Regions from separate parts of the Homo sapiens genome. Here region 2 is linked to region 1. A link is a loop called in an ENCODE intact Hi-C map of the cell type or tissue named here. Cell type or tissue: lower leg skin. All regions are shown on one strand. Each heading gives the region's core, and the rest is flanking DNA. Links, peaks and the distances in the headings are about the cores only.

What was found. Hi-C counts contacts between places; a loop is a spot of excess contacts. Peaks named below come from ENCODE experiments on the same cell type or tissue, not always from the same donor. Only the 100,000 strongest peaks of a DNase experiment are listed, where the experiment ranks them.
Region 2: it touches region 1 in a loop (8-fold over the local background); 3 of 110 quality-filtered maps call a loop at or near these places.

What each region holds. Positions count from the first base shown.
Region 1 is chr16:66,144,254-66,147,167 of GRCh38, forward strand. It overlaps LOC105371316 (a long non-coding RNA gene), which reads left to right. Exons shown (of 3, transcript XR_933684.2): 3 at 2,297-2,346. Among named protein-coding and RNA genes, the nearest start is that of CDH5, 220 kb to the right of the region's middle. In lower leg skin, for the core only: no CTCF peak of the experiment used is centred there; a DNase peak (open chromatin) is centred at 1,508.
Region 2 is chr16:66,095,843-66,098,756 of GRCh38, forward strand. No RefSeq gene overlaps it. Among named protein-coding and RNA genes, the nearest start is that of CDH5, 270 kb to the right of the region's middle. In lower leg skin, for the core only: no CTCF peak of the experiment used is centred there; no DNase peak of the experiment used is centred there.

The DNA of each region.
Region 1 (2,914 bases), core at 223-2,722:
TGCCTTTATGATAGTACCTTGGTTGCTTCTTCAGTGAGGGCTAAAGTCATTGCCCTGGCATTTAAGACCCTTAAAGTTGGACTTCCATCAGCCATTTCCAATCTTAGCTCCACTTGCACCCACTGTTCCTCGAATGTCCACTGTGCATTCTCGCCTTTGGGCCTCAAGTCATACACCTACTTGGGCCTAAATCTTTCCTCTTTTCCGTGGCTGGTTCGGATGCCTCTCCCCCCTCCTCACAATCTGCCTGCCAGCAGTGCTTCGTGCTCTGCTGAGGCCCAGGAGCACTTTGTGAATTTTCTTAGTCTGTCTGATATTATCAAATCTTGCTTGCAAGGCATCTCTGTCCTGCCAGACTGGGCTCTTAGGAGCAAGAATTTGTCCTAATCATCTCTATCCTGGCTGCAACTCTTAGTAACTCAATCCCATGCCTTCCGTTTTTAAATAGGGTAGGGTGGAGGAGACAGGTTTGTCATAAATCAATCCATTTGACTAATATGGGATGTCATAGACACCCTTAACATTATTAATTGTCAACAAGGTTTGGCTGTGAAGTGTTTGGCAAGCTGCCCATGATGAGTTTTTGACAGTCAGTCATGTTGGAAATTTGGGGTGGCAGATGGGTGTGGTTAGCAGCATATGGCTTGAAGTGTAGTTTCGGTGTTTATGTATTTTTACAAACTATGACTTTATATTTATGCATCAAGAAGAGAAAGAATTCAAAATTAAGTTGTGCATTTCAGGGAATTGTGTTAACGTTCTTCAACAAAAAGCAAATTTCAGGTTGTAGAGAGCACCCTGGAGAGGGAGCTGGGATCCCTGGGTGTTAGTCCCACCGCTGGCAACACCTGTGATGACCACCAGCCAGTGAATTCCTCCCTCTGGGGAGGTATTTGATGTTTGTTCTATGTCCAATACTCTAGGATCATTGAATGCCAATTGAGTGGCATTTGTGGACTCTGGTATTTATTCTTCAGGACCATGGGAGGGTGAAAAAGTTTTGAATGTTCTTGCCCCTGGAATGGCCTTGGGTGGTGGCCAGAGGCCTGGACCTGAAGGACTGCATCTCCGTTTTCTGGATTCATTTGACAGATGCACAGATTCTAAACTGTCTGCGATAAGGAAAGCACTGCTCCCATGAGATCTGGGTTTTAGGGAAATAGATCGAGTTCTATTTGCTTTGTAGAAACACATCCAGGCCCTCACAATCTTGTTTGTTTGTTTTTGAGACGGAGTCTCGCTCTGTCGCCCTGGCTGGAGTGCAGTGGCGAGATCTCTGCTCACTGCGAGCCCTGCCTCTGGGGTTGATGCCATTCTCCTGCCTCAGCCTCCCGAGTAGCTGGGACTACAGGCACCCGCCACCATGCCCGGCTAATTTTTTTGTACTTTTAGTAGAGATGAGATTTCACCGTGTTAGCCAGGATGGTCTCGATCTCCTGACCTCATGATCCACCCGCCTCAGCCTCCTGAAGTGCTGGGATTACAGGTGTGAACCACCACGCCCGGCCGGCCCTCACAATCTTTTAAACTCCCAGGGTGATTCCTAAATCTGAGTTCTTGGAGATTGATCTGTCCAACTTTCTCTTTTCATGGATGAGGAGAGTGAGGCCCAGACAAGGGGAAATGACTTGCCCAAGGTTGTAAAGGATAGTGGGGTAGAGCTGGGACCAGGGGTTGTTCTCCTGGATCAGGGATTACCTTACCACACACACTGTGCTGTGGAACTTAGTGGAGGCAACTACAGAAGTGTGGCTGGGGTTGGGGATAAATCCTGCCCCTCTTGGAAGGGGATGGCTGGATACCTGGAGCCACCTGCACCTTTGCAAGCCCCCTAAAGTCAGAGGTCTGAGCTGGAGGAACAATGGAGAATGTCTCATCCTGCCTTCCCCATCCTGGGAGGAATACACATGAGCCGGGGCAGGAAAAGATGCTGGGAGCAAGGCAGGTTTTACAAAGGTCAGTGGATTCAATGTGGGTAACTTACAGTCAACTTTTCTGTTTTAAGCAAACACATATCAGGGAAAATTGTGCAGAATCTACTTGAATGATGAATGAAGTTGTCTACTGCCTCCTTCTCCTGGTGCTCTGAGAACCCAGTGCTACCCTCCTCTATCCCGAGAGGACATTAATTGTTATGGACTGAAAGTTTGTGTCTCCCCCAAATTCATATGTTGAAATCCTAACCCTCAATATGAGAGTATTTGGAGATGGAGTCTTTGGGAAGCAATCAGAGTTAGATGAGGTCATGAGGGTAGAGGAGGTGACATGGGATCTTTCTCTCTGCTCTCCTCCATAGGAGGACACAAGGAGAAAGCAGCCATCTGCAGACTAGGAGGCAGACCCTGACCAGACACCAGATCTGTTGGCACCTTGATCTTGAACTTCCCAGCCTCCAGAACTACAGGAAATAAATGTTTATTGTCTAAACTACCCAATTCTGTATTTTTGTTATAGCAGCCTGAGCTCTGACGTTAATCTTGCACAACCTCTCCATTTTACAAATAAGTAGACTGAAATCCAGAGAGGGCAAGTAACCTTTTCAAGACACACAAGAACCAAGACTTTCTGCTGAATCATGATCGGCTCCTGTCCCACACCTGTTGCAAAGGCTCGGGAAATTCTCCACCCTTATGCAGCTAGGCTAGAGCCACTCCACACATCTTCCAAGGCGCTGGAATGCTCACAGTCAGGAGGATTTGAAAGATTTCCTGTTTTTAAAAAGCTGAAATCGAAAAGTGCTGTCATTTTCTTTAAATACATTCTTTTGAATAAAACATCTATTCTTGATGCCAGCAGCAAGCTTCGAAACATGTTCAAGATGACATGATTGATAACAAGAAGGCTTTTTCAAGATGTTTCTAATTTCATCTTCCTGGTTAAAGAATGCGAACTTTCTAACATGATGTATGGCCTA
Region 2 (2,914 bases), core at 247-2,746, 48 kb before region 1:
TCAGGAGCCTTCTCTTGATTCTGCCCCCCAGTGGCAGAGATTCAGCAGAACCACCCACTCTGTCCTTCTTTTATTCAACAAGAAGGCATTGAGCATCTAATATGTGCTCTTCACTGCAGTCCACAAAGATTTGTTGACTGTCATGTGCCAGGCACAAAGAAGGGGCTGAAGATACAGCAGTGAGCCAAAAAATTATGGCAACAATAGCACAGTTCCTCTCCTCATGACCCTCACAGTGCAACAAGGAAGGCAGCAATTAAGCAAACAACACTTCTAGTTTGCTTCCAAATGCAACTCCAATTGAGTGATACAAGTGCCATGGAGGAGACAATAGAGTGCATGAGGGGGATCTAAATTCAGGGAGGTTATCCCCAAGAAAGTGATGTGTAAACTGATGCTTGAAAAAGAGGTGAGAGCCATCCAGGATAAAAGGGGAGAGGAGGAATATAGTGTGAAGGCCTCCACAGAGGGGGCAAGCCATCTCATTCCTGAGCTGCAGGTGCATGAGCCCATCTTTACCCAGAGTACTCAGTGACCAGGTGGTTCAAATGTCAGAAGCTTCTGGCCACCTGGAATTTGACCAAGAAATGTGTCATCTTCCAACCCTAGAGGTAAAAATGTTTTGTTAAATTATCTCTGTCTCTTAACTACACTAACGGTGTCTTGCAATACTGAAGGGTGATTCAGGACAATTTTGGGCCTCGGATTCCTCATTTCCAGCTACAGACAACAAACAGGGCCATCCTCACTGGAAGAATGAGCTGTGTCTCCATGCTCTAATTTCAGGGCTGCTGAGGACACTGCCAGTTAATACTATGGGCACTGGAGTCCAGAAGACGTGGGTTCTAGTCCCAGATCTGCCTCATACTAGCTGGGAGACCTCAGGCAAGCCACTGTACCACCCTGGGCTCAGTTTTCCCTACTTCTTAGACTCCTTGAAATGTCCAAAGGTGATTAGGTCTGTTAATTCCCAGCACACTGTAGGTACTCTATGTCAGTTTCCTTCCTTTACTACACCTTCAACAAACTTCTCTTCACCTTGTGCCCCAGGGTGTGGTTAGATCTTCATTCCTTTAACACAACCACTTCTCTTGTTAAAATGGAAACAGGAGCCAGGTGTGTTGGCTCATACACGTAATCCCAACACTTTGGGAGGCTAAGATGAGAGGATCACTTGAGGGCAGAAGTTTGAGGCCAGCCTAGCAAACATAGCAAGAGCACATCACTAAGAAAGATAGTAATAAATAATAAATTTTTTAGAATCAAAAAAGAAAATAAAATATGAACAAGGAAATGTCCATAAAGTAGGGGGTACTTGAACTGGGCTTTGATGGATAAGGGGGAATTTTTTAAGGGGACAAGGGGGTGAAGGAAATTCCAGGAAGATAGAATCACTTATACGGAAGCATATAGATCTGAGAAAAAAAATCACCAAAGAAGCCAGAAAGGAAAGAAGCACAGAATGGGGTAATGTGGTTGGAGATGAGGAAAAGAAAGATCCCCATGAAGCAGCTTGTGAACAGCCTTGAATGCCACCCCAAAGAAACTTCCCAGAGGTGATGAGGATTGAAGCTTTTTCAGTGGAGGAATGATGAGATCATATTGATTGCTTTGAAAGGTAGCTCACTCTGGGCAGCAGCTGGAAGATGGAGTGTTGGAAAGAGACAAAGCAGTAAGGTAATCATTTAAGAGATTTTTGCAAAAGTCTGGATGGTACATGAACAGCTTAGGGCTGTGGGCTGCAGGACAGGTGAAGGTGAGGAGGGCTAGGGCAGGGAGTGGTCAGGAAATGGGTCCAGAGGCAGGTGGTTGGAACCAAGAGGCACTGCCCTGGACCCTCCAACAGGCTGCCTCTTCCCCTCTGCACCACCCTTGGTGTGAGCCCAGAGGTGATGTACCCCACTCCTGACCAAATAGGAGATGTCTCACAAGCACCTTCCTTCCCTGTCCCTTTCTCTTCTCCCACTTTCTTCCTGGTGCCTGGCAGCCAGTCTTCTCTAGCTGTATTTTTTTTCTTTCCCTGTAACTTGTCAAGCACTTCTTTGTGCTTTCCAAGCATCCTCCAACAGAGCCCTGACTGACATCACTCATCCTCCCACCAGCCTCCCCCTGCCCGTCGGCTTCAGGAGCGTCTCCATCGCCCCTCCTGAAACCACAGCAGATGCATGCTTTACACACAGCCTCCTCACCAACCGAGCCCTTATCTCAGTCTGCTTTTTAGCTTAAAATAAGTTTCTAAAAAACTTCTTTTGAAAATAGCCTCCCTCGCTGCAATAATATCCAGGTTGAATTTTCAACCATTGTCTCTTCAGACAGGGGACTTCGTCTGACTAAATCAGGTGATATGTGTGTTGCCAACACCTCCCAGCCTATGTCAGCATGCCTTTGATGAAAAATATCTTATCTATAATCAGTTTACTGGATTGTGCACCCAAATTTCCTCTACAAAATATGAGACTGAGAGGCTTCACCAGCGTTTTCTCACAGCAGCAGTGCAGCTGTGCTTTGATAAAACTCACAGACTCTTCCCTAGAACTCATCAGAGTCCACTAGAGCCTGGGTTCCAACCCAACATCCACCGTCTCTGGGCAAAACTAAATTTAAGTTGTATTTTAAAAATGTATAAGGTGACTGTTAGTGTTAAGCAAGAAAATAGAGATGATTTCAACAGATAATGAATTATTGTCAGCCTACTCTCCTCCAGCTGTGCAAGACGCCATAGACTCTGTCTTCATGCACCTCACAGCTAGGTGGGAGTGCTGGGAAATAAACGTAAAAATAAATTATTTGTCATTTGAGATAATAATGGCAATACTGTGAGTATGTGAAAGAGACTCAGCTGACTGGGTGATGGCCAAGCTGTGATTTGTCAAACGCAAGAGTTGGTATTTTTGTTAAAAAAAAAAAAAAAAAA